Linked DNA regions of Homo sapiens: region 2 is linked to region 1. The links are chromatin loops, found by intact Hi-C in ENCODE. Cell type or tissue: B cell. All regions are shown on one strand. Each heading gives the region's core, and the rest is flanking DNA. Links, peaks and the distances in the headings are about the cores only.

What was found. A loop is a pair of places that touch in the nucleus more often than their neighbours do. Peaks named below come from ENCODE experiments on the same cell type or tissue, not always from the same donor. Only the 100,000 strongest peaks of a DNase experiment are listed, where the experiment ranks them.
Region 2: it touches region 1 in a loop (14-fold over the local background); 2 of 110 quality-filtered maps call a loop at or near these places.

What each region holds. Positions count from the first base shown.
Region 1 is chr6:141,479,969-141,488,401 of GRCh38, reverse strand. It overlaps the pseudogene RN7SKP106. Among named protein-coding and RNA genes, the nearest start is that of GJE1, 650 kb to the left of the region's middle. RefSeq lists an enhancer at 4,641-4,780. In B cell, for the core only: no CTCF peak of the experiment used is centred there; DNase peaks (open chromatin) are centred at 3,481, 4,581 and 5,441; H3K4me3 peaks cover 2,280 bases; H3K27ac peaks cover 2,333 bases.
Region 2 is chr6:141,378,057-141,386,489 of GRCh38, reverse strand. No RefSeq gene overlaps it. Among named protein-coding and RNA genes, the nearest start is that of MIR4465, 700 kb to the right of the region's middle. In B cell, for the core only: no CTCF peak of the experiment used is centred there; a DNase peak (open chromatin) is centred at 5,139.

The sequences.
Region 1 (8,433 bases), core at 247-8,246:
TTCTTTTCTCATTTTTGGTGCCTGGGATCAACTTCAAAATAAAGTGTCTGTGTCCAAATCCTTGACTCCATTGGATTTGGTGGGGGAAGGATTAAGACTAAACAGAATATGAGAATGTCCATTCCAGCATGATTTGTAATAGTAAACAATCAGCAAAATTGAGGCTTTTAAATTTTATTGTGTTTTATAGTAGCTTAGCAAAATAAATCAATAATTTATTTTTATATCTAGAACAACCGAGAATTTACATTCAGAGATATTAAATTTATAATATCTTCATAAATTGGAATTGGAATTAATTTATAATATTTTCTTATGTGAAGTCAATACTACTGACTATCAAGACTTCTTATATGAAGTCAATACTATTATCACTTTTTGGTGTAAGTGTGGAACATACATTCAAATGACTACCAAGTAATGGGATTATATGCATGCTTAGAAATAAATACAGATATCAAGTTCTGAATAAGTGGTCATGGTAATATTTATTCCCAGATAATTGCAACAAACCATGTAGAAATTATATATTTCTTAGATGAATCAACAATTCAATTGTATTATACTGTGTATTAGTCTGTTCAGGCTGTCAGAACAAAATACAATAGACTTGATGGCCTAAACACAGAAATGTATTTTCTCATAATTCTGAAACTGGAAGTCCAAAAGCAAGGAGCCAGCAGGGTTGGTGTGTGGCGAGGGTTTGCCCCTTGGGTTGCAGATGATTGGATGCCTCCTTGCTACATTTGCTACATGCTGTCTTGATCTTTTCTTTGTGTCCTCCTGGAGAGACAGCTAGAGAGAGAGAGAAAGAGAGAGAGTGAGAGAGAGGAGAAAGTTATTTTTCTCTCTGGTGTTTCTTCTTATAAAGACATTATTTCTATTGGATTAGTGTCCCAATTTAATGATCTTATTTAACCTTAATTATATCTGTAGAGGCTTCTTCCCCAAATACACAAATACAGTCATATTGGCAGTTAGGCCTTCAATATATGAATCTGGGGGAAGGAATATAAATATTTAGTCTATAATATACTCACATTCTGTACTCAAGACTTTTTATTAAAATAAGTTACAAGGAACTTATCATCCACTGATTACTAAGAGGCGTTGGGAACCATATGCAAATAATTTTTAATCTTGATCCTTCTAACACTTTATTACAAACTATTCATATCTAGAATTTAAGATTTGGATGAAACTTTTCAGATTATCTACTATAAGCACAACGTACAAGGATATTTCTATGTGTTTCTTGGCAAGGTGCCAGGATCATACTCTATTTCTGGGCGGAGGGAACAGTGCATTGTATTTACCTAAATATTTAGAGAGTCTTCTTAATATTGACTTATAATATTTTTTCTTATAATGTCTATACATTTGACATAAATATGCCATCTGGAAAATGCTGACCATATGTGTTCTCTGATTCCAAGTATCACTGTATTTATTTTCATGGTAACCTAGCTTCAGAACAACTCAAGTGCTCAAACCAAACACTGTAATATGGATACTGCCTGTCAACTAACAGATACTTTTTCTATGATTTCCTCATAAAAAGTATTTGCACAGGCTGGGTGTGGTGGCTCAGCTGTAATCCCAGCACTTTGGGAGGCTGAGGTGGGCGGATCATGAGGTCAGGAGTTCGAGAACAGCCTGGCCAACGTGGTGAAACCCCGTCTCTACTAAAAATACAAAAATTAGCTGAGCGTGGTAGTGAGCTTCTGTAATCCCAGCTACTCAGGAAGCTGAGGCAGGAGAATCATTTGAACCCAGGAGGCAGAGGTTGCAGTGAGCCGAGATCACGCCACTGCACTCCAGCCTGGGCGAGAGAGCCAGACTCTGTCTCAAAAAAAAAAAAAAAAAAAAAAGGATTAGCACGATACAGAACCCTTTTCTCATAATGCCATTTCAAAATTAAAGTTATTTGTTTTGTTGTTGTTGTAGTTGTTTTGGTAAAAGGAAGAAGAAGAAGAAGAGAAAAATTATGGATATGAGGGCAATCTAAGAGCAACATCTATCAACCATTTGATTGCCAGGGTTGGTGCAGCAGATCTGGTTGACTAGACAGGTGTTCCCTTCCTTCCTCACCACTCCATATGCGTTCCTTCCAAAGCTGTGTGCTCGGTAAAAGAGGATGACCATCCGCGATGGAGAAGGACCCATCTTCAGTCAAGGGCACGTGAGTAGATGGGCTTCCCTGCTAGAACTTCCAAACAAGCTCTCAAGAAGAGAAAAATCAATCACATGATATTATTCTTCACCTCTCTTGTTTATTATTTATTGATTTATTTTGTTGCTATTGTTGAATAGTTCATATAGAGTAAGTCTGGAGAAAAATAAATTAAACGGTAAGGACAATTCAGTGATTATCCAATTGAACAGCTGTATGTGAAATAACATCATTATTGGTATTACTTTATTACTTTTAGGGTTTGAATTCTTGTGTTCAAGTGTAGTTCTTTCAGATATTGTTGCTGTATTATCATCTCTAAATTTGTAAGTTGTTTCTTATTTCACAGGGACATAAAGACTGGAAACAAGCTTCATTGCCATTGGGGTTCAGTTGTATCTAAGTGATAAGAGAAAATTTCTTGGTGTTGTAGAAGAGCAGAAGCCATTGTTCTCATGCCATGGCTGAGGATAAATGTGTGGGCTTTGACAAATGGCAGACATGGGTTTTTGCCCATTGATTTTGGAGATCTTCCTGAGAATCATCTTCTTAGGTGTGGTAGGCAACTAAAATAATTGTTAATGGCTTCCTGAGATTCCTTCACTTAAAAATATCTTGAAAGCAGCTTTTCTGACTGTCATTTTGCCACCTCTCAGCAGTTTTATTGGCCACTAGTTCTGTGTCTTAAACCTCTTTACATGTAAAATACTTAAGAGTGCTTTCAGTTTTAATGTCTAAACTCTTATCTATTCAGTAGTGGATATTTGCCACTCTCTTCTAGTAAATATCTGGTTTTCAAATAGATTATATGGTTATGTGAGAAAAATCCCAGAATTAAAAAAAAAATCAGTCCTATTAAATTAACCACATACCTCCATCACACCCAAAGTTCTTGCTGCTTTTCCTCATTCTTTCAAAAAAATTTTTTATGGTTTCAAAACTCCATGCTGATAGTTTTTATCTTTTGTAATGATATAAATCAAGAAAATATGTCAGGAAATAAAATTGATATAATTTCAATACATTTATTTTTATATTGTTTTATTTTGTATTAGACTTGATTTTTATGATAAAAGTCAATGAAAGTTATCAAAATTTAGAAAAATAAAAATGAGATGAAATGTATTAAAAGGAAATCTTTAGACAAATTTAAAGGAGTTTAATGAAGCAGAGAATTATTTGGGAATCCAGTAGCTCTCAAGAGCCAGCAGAGTGGTTCAGAGATCTCACTTCTGCAAAGTAGGTAGGCAGTACATATGGACAGAAAATGAAAGTAAGGTACAGAAACTGGTTGGTTACAGCTTAGCATTTTTTACTTGTTTGGACATGGTCTGATCAATTGGCAGCCTGTGATTGGCTGAAGCTAGTCGGCTGTGACTGGCTGAGACCTAGCAATTTGTTACAATATATACTCCTAAATTAGGCTTTCAGTTTGTTTAGTTAAATTGTAGTTTGTTATGTAGGGACCTACGGTACCGAGACAGCCTCAAGCCAAATTTAATTTAATTAAACAATCATCACCTCAATCTTAATCTTGGCAAAGGAAATACTAAAATAAGATGGGCCATTGAGGAATCTTTGAGCCTTCCAAGTAAAATGGCAAATTTCAAGTTACACTGCGTTACTACAGGAACTACAGAGGTTAGAGTTTTGATCAAAGACTTAAAAAATTGCCATCCAGTGAACAGATACCTGATTAAAGTTACCTCTAAAGAGGGCAAATATTTAATAAATGGCAACAAAGAGCTGGCCGGGTGTGGTGGCTCACGTATGTAATCCCAGAATTGTGGGAGGCCGAGGAAGGATGATCGCTTGAAGCCAGGAGTGGTAGACCAGCCTGGGCAACATAGTGAGACCCTGTCTCTACAAAAAATAAAAATAAATTAAAAAAATTAAAATAAATAAGTAAATAAATAAGAGCTCCCAGTTTTTGCTTTAATAACCCAGGCTTGAAATGTTGTGTTTTTTTTTCCATTGGAAAAAAAACATTTTAAGGTTTCACTTTATTTTTGCTGAATTGTTAACATTGCTGAGCTGATTTCACCTAAATTATGGTAAAGATTAATCAGAGACCCTAAACTCTGAAGGAAGTATCTTAACTATTTTTCCAGAACTCACTAACCGCAAGTCCTAGAAAACTCCCAAGGGCAAGTTTCATATTTCTGGCCATATTTTAAAACTGAAATCATTTTGAGGAAAATTCTAAAGCGTTTGAAGAGAAGCATCCAAAAATTTCAATTGCTTCTCTGAAACCTTGGAATCCTGCCTGTTAATAATCTCCATGCTCTTTGCTTAGAATTTACCCACAGAATTAACTGACAGGAAACTGCCCATCACCCTCCACCCTCCCAGTAAGACTGTGCCAAAACACTCATCAGAAGCCACAATGACAAAAATAGATCCAATTGACGACTATGCAGTGACTAAGAAACGGATGTACCGATTTAAGCTATCTTCATTATCTTCTTCCTTGTTTTGATGGCAAAAAGAAAGAGAAAGCTACGTAATAGCATCTGGGCAAAACAGCTTGTACACCAAGTTCTGCCCTATGTAATTTAAAATATTTGAGTTCTTATAACATCCCTGAAAAGCATGGCTTTTAATACAAACACCACATATATACAGTACAGATCATCTAACTATAGTCATGCTTCTGGGCAGAGCTTGCAGCAATAGCAAAAATAATAAAAGAAAATTCTCTTTGTACAGCTGAATGGCTGCACTAGAATTTTCAGTGTTCAGATGTAATTAGAAAACAGCTGTGAAGGAAAATCAATTGTTCCTGGTAGTCAATGGCTAATTTTCCACAATCAAAATAAAGAATGCAATATGACATGTTTGTAATGAGCAAGTAATTGTTTCTCTTTTGTTTATTGTTTTAACATTTTTCCCTTTATTTGTGGGAGCTGTCATTTGCTTGCTTTAGGACAACTTCTCCTAGTCTTTGCTTCTCCCATCCATATTTAAATACTAGCAACTGCCAAAGAGGCTATGCAGTCCAGCTCAGTTTATTCACGATTGCCTTGCTTATGATGGTGATTTGTGGACTTGCAAGGAAATATTGTCCTTGCTTTTATGAATTCACAATAAAGCTTCCATAAACGGAATGATTATTAAACACTAGCATTTATTCATGGGATTTAACTTTGATTCATTCTGCAAAGGTCTCATGTGTCAAAAAGATGCAGTTCCCAGAATTCATTGACCTGCTGCTCCAAGTGCGTCTGCATTGCAAAACAAAACAAAACTGAAACGACCACACGGCCCTTTTTTTATACCCTTCAATCATTGGCATAGACTGGACGGTATTGGTGTAGCAGATGGATAGAAAAGCTCAACCTCTATGGTGCACACTTGGAATTTAGATGGTTGGAAAATTAACTTAAATGCTAGAATAGACCAATGAGAGTAAAATTGTTTTATCATGCAAAAGAGTCTGGTTGAGAAACACCAAGAGGATTAACACTCCTAGGCTGCTTTCAGCTGATAGAAAAAGAAAAAAAAAATGCTTATATTATTTAGTGAAATTAATGTCTATATTATTCTTTTTCTACACTTATATTTTTCTGGAACATTCTTTGAAAGCAAATATAATTGCAGTTTCAGAGAATGAAATGAATAGTAAATAAGGACTGAATCTTAATTGCTGTGTGATCTTGGGACCATGTCTTAGTCTTGGTTTATCTCTATTTCTTTGTGAGAAAAATGATAATTAATATGTGAATATAGGTTCTTCCTCTTCTAATATTATTACATAAAATATATTAGTATATGAATATTTCCAAATTTTAAAGTTCTGGAGGAAAGACATTTTCCATTAAAAAAATGCATGATAAGCCATCAGTAGCCACTAAGTCATAACTAGTTTCATCACATCCATTTAAACCTGTGACTGACAATTTTCTGATAGTACTTCTGAATTTTTCTCAGTCTTTTGTCTCCAGAGAGCCTGTTCCAGAATCTGTGCAGTGTTTATTATATAGCTCCATTTCTTGGCCCTAAAAAGGCATTGTGGTTTGAAGTCGCTGATGATGAGAAGGGAATTCTATATTTTATGAAGCAGAGTAAACTATTAACTGAACCAAACTTTGAACTGAACTTTGAAAACTATTGGCCTACTTCAATTATTATGGATAACAAACCTGAATATATTTTTTGAATGGCTAAGGTGCCATGCAGCTTTTGTTATAAAATTTCAGGAGGCACTCTCCCCTGTGATTCCCTGTCTATCCACTTTTGTTCTTCATAGTCTTAAGTAGAATACCAATAATTTGATATTCATATTTCCTCCTAATAAATCTCATACTGTCATACTTCATTACCTCTGCTTTTTCTTACCCTCAGCACAGAACGTCCCCTTTTTCCACTTCCCAGTCTTTTGAAAAGCACCACAGGCAAGGTCAAGAGATGTTTGCTTGTTTGATTTTTAATTTGTGTTGTTTGTTTTTGAGATCACGATGTTATACATACTTTTGTAGATGTTGTGCCAATGAAGCCAGTGGAAATTTGACTGGAAGATGAAATGATAAAAGATGGATGACACTTCTCATCCCATGACTATAAGAAGAGATAACGTAACTAAAAGGTAGTTAGATGGTATAATTAAAATATATAGTATAAGACCTGACAACCAATTGAAATGAAGGAGGAAGACAGAAGGATGGTGGAGTTCTGTAAATTCTCCAAGTTGGTAGTATTATTTTATGTCTACAACATGCTTCCTACAAGTACAAACATATGGCTGATGCTGTGTCAAATATATATTGTCTTTCAGAAATTTGAAAATTGTGGTACTGCACACAAGGAGTGTATAGAAGGCTATTAGAGTTGAGTCAGTTCATGACAATCTAAAAAGGAGAAGAATGTCAAACTCTTGCTGCTGAGATTCTGAGATCTCTCCTTTTCCTTGCTCAGGGGTTGATTCTTTAGCTGTTTTCTTGATTTTCTGATCAACCCAAAAACTTTTCCAAGAAGTCCTCTTCACGCAAATTTTCCCCTTATTTTATTCACAATTGTTTTCTGGTGCATGGTATTCAAATAAGTTAAAGTAATAAATAAAGTAATGCAGAAGTTAGTACCTGAGTGTGGCTTGCAAGAAGCAGACCCTGAGTAAAAGTGTTGGTGTGGAATCATTCAGCAGATCACGATGAGACTACTATCTGAATGGTAATGTGAAAACAGTGTTTGGCAGTGGTAAAATATCCAGCAAAAGCTTTATTTCAAATCCCCTAAGACTATATTCCCATTGGCAAAGTCTCTATGGAAAAGGTAGCTACTCCCATACACTGATTTTTATAAGATATAAGCAATGACAGAACCATGGAGAGAAATGTTTGTGTTGGATACATTGAAATATACAACATAAAGAAAAACAAACTCAAATTTTGAAGTTATTGCATCAAATAATAAAATAAAACTTCAGTTGGACTCCAAACAGGGTTAAAAAATACTAATTTCTTCTTGCAATAGTAGTAATAGGAATAAAATACCACATATTGATTCTAAATGTTACTGAAATATTGCAGAGGTTGACATAGTACATGACTTAACAAGATTTGTTACCCAAAGGTTAGGGTGTTGATTAAAATACACTATCAGCCAACCACACTGGGGATATCTTGGAATATGCAAACGATTTACTAGGTCCCTCACCTCCAATGATCTCTATTCTCCATCTGATAAAGTTTCTTTTTTATCTTCTTTGCTCACAGAAGATGTAATTCTATGGTGGGAGGAGATAAAAAATTTTCTCTGAAGTCCCACATCCAAGGCCACATCTCTTACTGATGCTATCTTTGCTGGGTTAACAAAATCCAATTCCAACAAGGCCATAAAAATAAGATACGTAACTGACTTGGGAAGGAGAATTACATATATAAGCAATTGTAGAAATTTGACAATGGATGCCATCTAAAACCTTATGAGATTTTGCCTAATAAGGGTAAATATAATTTTCAAATAAGTTGAAGTATTTTTTCTACATATCTACTTACTGGATAATTATCTATGTAGCTAAAATAAACAGTAATAAAGATTGATCTAAACTATGTTACATATTTAACAATTTGAAATTCTCCATGTAATATAGGTAAGGAAGGGTAACAACAGTATCAAATAAGGATGTTGAATTAATTTTGTCTTCTACATAGTCTACCTGGTCTATATCCAATTCCTGAATCCATATCCCTATATGGATGGATTTAGCTTCCTTCCTGTCGTATAAGTTAAAATGTCTCTGATGCTACCTGAGATAAAACCTT
Region 2 (8,433 bases), core at 293-8,292, 100 kb after region 1:
TCAGCAGCCATCAACATCCAGGCGAGACATTTCACCAGCATATAAATTATGATTCACTGAAGGCTAAGATGATCATTTGTATTTTTTAGCAAGAAAATATTTTTAAGCTATGTACATTTTTAGACATAATTTTATTGGGCACTCAATAGACTACAGCATAGTAAAAATGTAACTTTTATATTCACTGGGAAACTGAAAATTTACATGACTTATTTTATTGCAATATCCACTTTATTTTGGCCATCTGGAACTAAACCCACAATATCTTTAAAGTATGCCAGTATGCCTCTATATCATTTATAGCTATTGGTAGTTATAAATAAAGTTAATGCACCATTAAATAAAATAATTGTCTTAAATTTAAGTGAAATGTCCCATAAAGACCTAAAGGATGAAGTTTAAATCTAGGTTTCCCATGCAACTTTCAATTCCATGTCAAATAGTATTAGTATTTGCATATCTGACCACCAGTCATTGTTCTTCTCCCTTTCTCTATTTATTTCAAACTCCATTGCACACCACGTGTCCTATTGTATATGTATTTAGAACCACAGCCCCTGTGAAAAGTTCAATTTACATACTGCAGAAATAGATGCCTCCTGAAAACTCTTTCACTCTAAGGGTGTTCATAGGGCATTTATGTCTGTCCTACGGATGCTAAGTACAAATAAAACCTGTGAATATTAAATGTAAAACAAATACTAGATGAGTCTGAAAAATGGTGAGAGGAATGCATACCCTCAAGAAATATTAGGACACAAAGAACAACATGGCAGTGAATTTCCTTGGCTTTCTGTCTTATATATCCCAAACTTGGGGCTAAAGAAGCATGCAACCTAGAAATATCAGCTGGTAGTGAAAAAAAAAATTACAACAAAAGTCTGCTCTTTCTAGCCAAGGAACATGGAACAGAGCAACGTAGCAAGCCAATAAACTTTTAGACAATAACAATTCTACTCTAGCTAAACACCACTGAAAGAACAAACGAACAAAAAAACTGTGGGATTTTTATGGGGTTAGGGGGCTGTCCTGAGAAAGGTCAGAGTGAAGTCCACCTAAATCATAGGATTGAGACAAGAAGTCTCTCTTATCTTGGTTTAATGGCAGAATCAATAAGCAGTTTCCAGTACTTATTTGGCAGATTAGCAATGCCAGTTATTTATTACAGCATCATGGTCAACATCAGTGTGTTCCTTTTGGTCTTCCACTCGTGGATGAAAGATGGCTACAGCAGCTCTAATTATTACATTTCTATAGCAGAAAACAGTGTGATATGTGAAAGAGAATTTCTCCTGTACCTTATTTGTATTAGGCTGGAAATGTTTGTACAGAAGAATTCAAGAAAACATTCCCTAACATTTTATTGGCAAGAACTGGACAGCCCTAGGCCAGGTGCTGGAATTATTTCCCCAGAAATTAAGCAGTTTCTGATAAATAGAGATAAATCGCTTTAGCTAGGTAGAAGAACTTGAGAGGATTGGGAAAGGTTGCAAGATGGCTTTTGGTTTAACTAAAAAACAAAGTCTACAACTAGCTTTATTAATATAGTTTCATATGTTAGCCATTACAGATGTTTTCAATCTATTGTGTCCCACTATTAATTCTGTAAATTGATGAACTTATTCTGAAATAGTAAATTTCACCCCCAGCCAAGAGGACAGGCATCCCTGAAGAAGCAGATCAGTCATTCACCAATGTTTTCCTGTAGCTCGGCTAGCCTCACAGGGACTTTGATGGTACAGGAGGATTTAATCCATATTCATCACAATCTACAGGATATATGCTTTTATCTCCAATCTTCCAAAATCAAAGCCCACTGGGGGAAAAAATATATATATATATATATATATTTAGAGAGAGAGAGAGAGAGAGAGAGAGAGAGAGAGAGAGACAGATGTACTTAGTGGTGTCATAGTACTTTCCTACTCTGCCAAGAATTTCTCACTTCCTCCACTCTCAACTTTTCCCACAATGCTTTGTGGAGTCCTGTAATTAATGTAAATACATTTTCATATATCTTTAATGTATTCATAAAATGTTATATTTTCACTTTTGCCTTAGGTTGAAAGTCTTCTGTCTTCCCCCAAGAATACCACGGTTATTGTTCAGAATTGTTCAATACCCAAAGTATCAATTGGCCTGGACGCAATGGTTATTTTCCTTGATCTACATTGTGAAATTCATATAATTACATTTTAATTCTTCTAAAACAGTCTTTTTTCAGCTTATGTTAATTGGCTATGCTATCTAGCCTAGTTCATTATTTGCATAGTTTACAAATACTTTATCATTTGAGGCTTTGGTATCTGGATAATAATCATTTACATTTCTAAAGTTCACATCAACACTGGCTATTCTTTTTAATGTATTTTTAAAAGTCTCTGTATATTAGATTATGAAAGAGGTAATGCATGCATGCAAATATATACCTGTGGTAGTTAAGAACTTCCAACCAGTTCAGTCTAACTCCTTATGGGAAAAATAGATTAATTCTTCACTTTATATTTCCTACACAGGTTGTTTGTCTTAATGACAGGACACAGCCTTACACATCTTTTTTTAATTATCAAGTTTAAATAAAAATAGTATGTTAAAATCTAACGTTAACTGCTACTTTTATTTATTCATGGACAACTCAGGAATTTATAACATTTTACTTCATTGATATCACTCCAATTTATATATAATTTTTACTATATATTTTGATTATTTATTACAAACCCATCAAGACATTATAGGTATTACTTTATAGAAATACTTCCATATTTATTCTTTCAATTTTTCTTCATTTTCTCCTGCATCTCAGAATTTCCACCTCATAAAATTTTCCTTCTCCCCGTAAAATACTCTTTAATGTTTATTTTACAGAATTCTCTGGGTAATACACTTTTAATACTTTTGTCTAAAAATTTTTTATATTTTGAAAGTTATCTTTCCTACATATATAATTGTAAATTGGCAGTTATATTTTGACAGTGTTATGAAGATATTCCATTGTCTCCTGGCCTATATTATTCCTTTTGAGAACTCAGTTTTCAGGGTGGGGATATTGGAATATTTATAGAAATTTGATTATATCTTTATTTCTAGCTGTATCGTTATCAAAAGGGTAGGTAAGCTTTGTAGTCATTTATCTTGCTTGAGGTTTATAAAGCTTCTTGAATCTAGTTTGACTTCTTTCATCATTTTTGAGAAAGAAATCCCATTCATTATCTCTTCAAATATTGTCTAGGTCCCATTTTATTTCTCTCCTTTTCTGAATGCCACTTAGACATCAATTAGACTCTTTAAACTCTATATCTCATATAGAGCAAATTATGATTTTGAGTTTCTCTTTGTAAAATCTGAACATGAACATATTTAGTGCACATGACAAATAGCTCTGATTATATGGACATATTTGGTTATGGTGTTTAAAATAACTATTATTGCATAAGATATTTGTTAATTTATACTAAAACATCTAGACAAAACATATATTTATAAATATTTAAAGTTCATATTCCAGATTTTTTATTCCTGAATAAAAAATACATATTTTTATGGCAAATACAAATTATTCAAAACATGTATTGGAAAATTTCCTTATGGTATACTCGCCAAGCGATAAAGACAAGCCATAAAATTTGTTTTTATCATTTTGCCAAAAACCTGTACTCCTTAATTTTAGTTCTTTTTCAGTTGGGGATATCTCAGAGGATGTTTCTAAACTATTTTAGAGGATTCAGTTAATAAAAATTTTTGTAATTTAAAAAAATTTGTATATTTATTTTATTAATGTAATATTAATTTCATTTCCATGATCTTGGAGATGTTACTTTATGTTTCTGGACTTCAGTGTTCTTATTTGAAAAATCATGGGTTTCAATCATTTGAATTCCTCAGCTCTAACATTAACTGGGATCTACAATACATTTATTTGCCTACTTTTGTACCACCCCATCAATTCTATTTACCTGAATATCTATTACTGTTGATCTTTCTAATTAGCTATCCATATGTACTGCACACACACTTTACATACATATGTAATATATAAATTCAGTCTTAATATCATCACTCTAATTTTAGTTCAAATTATCTGAACTAAATATTGTAAACATAACAGTAATTATTCAGTGTAAACATTATTATATAGTAATTATTACACTATGAGTAGCAATATAAAAGAAGATAGAATTATTAATAAAAATTTAACTTTATTTTAATTAATATACACTGAGGATTAGTAATACTTTACTACTATTAAAATATTTTTACGTGGTCTTCAGTTTCCTATATAAATTAAAAATATTAAGTCTATAACGTTTCTCAGTATATTTAGGTGCTTTGACAAATGACAGCACAGACTGCAAATGCAAACTATCAAACAGCTAAAGAAAATCTCTGAAAATTTCTGTGTTTCTTATTCAATTTTTTGTTTTCATTATAAAATTATTTCTATGTACTTCAATACAACTTCTATAAATTGCATTGAGAAATTTAAGATGCATATCACATGCTTCCATGTTCATTATTTTTGCTAGTTTCTACATAGTTTCTATCAAAATTGCAAATTTAATCACAGTTAGTCATTAAATACTGTTAAATAGACTCAGCATCTATCATACAGATGGAAAATAAATCTAATTTTGAAACTTTTTTATTACCTTAGGTCACATAATTAGTTTCTCTTAAAATATGGAAATAATAAACTAATATTATTGAAATTAACTTTAATGGAAGTCTTCTAAATTCCCGACACATATAAAAAATCATTATTCAATGATTTTAAGAAGTAAAAAAATTAAGCATGGCCCATGTTTTCATATGTTTAGTATATTTATTATCAATAGTAGCATCTATGGAAAATACTTGAAAATTATACAATCCTGTCTCCTTTTTTGAGATATTATAGGACATTTCGAGTAGTTTACATTATTTGTAATAGTTGTTCCTTGATTATTCCAGTAAATATACTCTACTTAATCCTTTTTACAGGTATTATGTAAAATGTATACATAGTATCTGTAAAATGCGTACATAATATCTGTAAAACATCTAAAAATCTAAACATGGGAATGTTTCACAGGATTTATTTTGCTTTGTGTGGCTTTGCTTCTTTGTATTAGCTAAGAGTTAATAAGTCACTCTGATACTCTATATCTCATTCCAAAAAGACTTTGCTCCGTGTTCAATATGACTCATTTTCACTTTCTGTTCCGCTTTTTTTTTTTTTTTTTTTTTTTTTTTGAGACGGAGTCTCCCTCTGTCGCCCAGGCTGGAGTGCAGTGGCGCGATCTCGGCTCACTGCAAGCTCCGCCTCCCGGGTTCATGCCATTCTCCTGCCTCAGCCTCCAGAGTAGCTTGGACTACAGGCACCTGCCACCAAGCCCGGCTAGATTTTTGTATTTTTAGTAGATACAGGGTTTCACCGTGTTAGCCAGGATGTTCTCGACCTCATGACCTCTTGATTTGCCCACCTCAGCCTCCCAAAGTGCTGGAATTACAGGTGTGAGCCACCACGCTTGGCCCACTTTCTGTTCTTTTTACTTGTTGAATGGAGCAATATTGCAATCTTGGCAGTTAAATAATTCACCAAACATATTAAGCACAAGTTCTTTTTTATGTATATATTCGAATTTTTTCTGCCTCTGTGTTAAACTATAGAACATCTTATTTCTAAGGCAAAGAGGCCTAAACTATAATCTGGAGCAATGTGTTTTCCAAATCCCAAGTGTTACAGCATCTAACAGAAATGTTATCCAGACTTTCAAACTCTTCATTTGTATAAAGGAAAATGAAATAAAATTAACATTTATTTTGTTTTCACCCTACAACAGGGATTGAGATTTCTTAGCATATTATTTAACTTAATGTCACAATAATTCTGCAAGATAAAAACCATTATAACCTCTATTTATTTATTTATTTATTTATTTATTTATTTATTTATTTATTTTGAGACAGAGTTTCATCCTTGTTGCCCAGGCTGAAGTGCAATGGCGTAATCTCGGCTCATTGTAACTTCCTCCTCCTGGGTTCAAGTGATCCTCCTGCCTCAGCCTCCCAAGTAGCTGGGATTACAGCTGCCTGCCACTCTGCTCAGCTAATTTTTGCATCTTTGGTAGAGACAGATTTTACCATGTTGGTCAGGCTGGTCTCAAATACCTGACCTCGGGTGATCCACCAGCCTTGGCCTCCCAAAGTGCTGGGATTACAGGCGTGAGCCGCCATGCCTGGCCTATTATAATCATTTTTAAAGATGAAAAAGGAAAAGGAAGAGAAGAAAAGTGTATGTGTATTCTATTGTTTCATTTAGCATTTAACAATGGATAATAACTGAAAATGAGAAAGTTTGCCTTGTTAGAAACAGTATGGTGGTGTTTCATTTTGTTTTGTTTTTTGCCTTTATTACACTCTGGGTTTGTCCTGGTGTTGGGATTTCTAGTTCCCTTTTTTACCTCCATCTCTTTCTTTGTCGAACTCTTAAAATTCATATGTAAAAAATTAGTGAAGTATTCTGCTCATATAATTTGGGTTGAATCATTTTTCATTTATTTTTTTTCCTAATGAAGAATAAATATGAGTTTTTATTATTTAATTGAGTAAAAAACATTGGTTCAGATTTACATAATATGTTACTTATTCAGTAGAAATAAAACATATAATACAAACTTCACTATTTTATATAGAAATACAGAGTAGAGTCATCCAGAACCCCCCTACAGATGCCAAATTTAATGCATGCTCAAGTCTCATATAAAATGATACAGTATTAGCACATAACCTATATATATCCTCCCACCTACTTTAAATGAACTCTATGTTATTTATAATACCTAATACAATGGGAATGCTCTGTAAATAGTTGTTACTGTATTGCTTTTGTATTTGTATTTCTTTTTATCATGTTTTTTCCCCAGATATTTTCAATTCACAGTTGGTTGAATCTCTGAATGTGGAACCTGTTGATACAGAGGGACAGCTATAGAATTCTGAGTCCAGAAAAGATAGGCTTAAATGAGTAAAAAATCTTGATATTTAAGTGTAAAAATAAGATATTTGTTGACTGAAATACCCTATTCTTTTTCCCAAATAAAAACATTATTATGTAAATAATCTTTTTACTATAAAATATTTCTTGAGTGTTAGTAACAGAGCAAAACTCAGAAGATAGAATAATCTTTTTAAATTTATTTATTTATTCTATTATTATTATTGTTGTTGATTAAAGTTCTAGGATACATGTGCAGAACATGCAGGTTTGTTACATACGTATTCATCTGCCGTGGTAGTTTGCTGCACCTATCAACCCATCACCTAGGTTTTAAGCCCCACGTGCATTAGCTATTAGTCCTGATGCTCTCCTTCCACTTGACCCCCACCCGCAAGCAGGCCCCAGTGTGTGTTATTCCCTTCCCTGTGTCCATATGTTCTCATTGTTCAGCTCCCACTGATGAGTGAGAACATGCAGTATTTGGTTTTCTGTTCTTGTGTTAGTCTGCTGAGGATGATGTCTTCCATCTTCATCCATGTCCCGGAAAGGGACATGATCTCATTCCTTTTTGTGGCTGCATACTATTCCATGGTGTATATGTACCACATTTTCTTTATCCAGTCTATCACTGATGGGCATTTGGGTTGGTTCCATGTCTTTTCTATTTTCTAGTGCTGAAATAAACATACACGTGCATGTATGTTTATAACAGAATGAGTTATATTCCTTTGAGTATATATGCAGTAATGGGATTGCTGGGTCAAATAGTATTTCTGCTTCTAGATCCTTGAGAAATTGCCACACTGTCTTCCACAAGGGTTGAACTCATTTACATTACACCAACAATGTAAAAATGTTCCTATTTCTCCACAGCCTTGCCAGCATCTGTTGTGTCTTGACTTTTTAATAATAGCCTTTCTGACTGGTGTGAGATGGTATCTTATTGTGGTTTTGATTTGCATTTCTCTAATGATCAGTGATGTTGACCTTTTTTTCATATGTTTTTTGGCTACATAAATGTTTTCTTTTGAAAAGTGTCCATTCATATGCTTTGTCCAATTTTTGATGGGCTTGTTTTTTTTTCTTGTAAATTTATTTAAGTTCCTTGTAAATTCTGGATATTAGACCTTTGTCAGATGGGTAGGTTGAAAACGTTTTCTCCCATTCTGTAGGTTGCCTGTTCATTCTGATGATAGTAGAAAGAAATAAAAGGTATTTGAATAGGCAGAGAAGAAGTCAAATTGTTTCTGTTTGCAGATGACATGATCCTACATAGGTATAAATATTTCTAAATAAATTAATTAATTAAATAAATGACTCTAAATATTTAGAAAACCCTTTTGCAACCAGCCTGGACAATATAGTGAAACCCCATCTCTACAAAAAATACCAAAAACAAACAAACAAACAACAACAACAAAAAAAGCAGGCTGTTGTGGTGGCACATGCTGTAA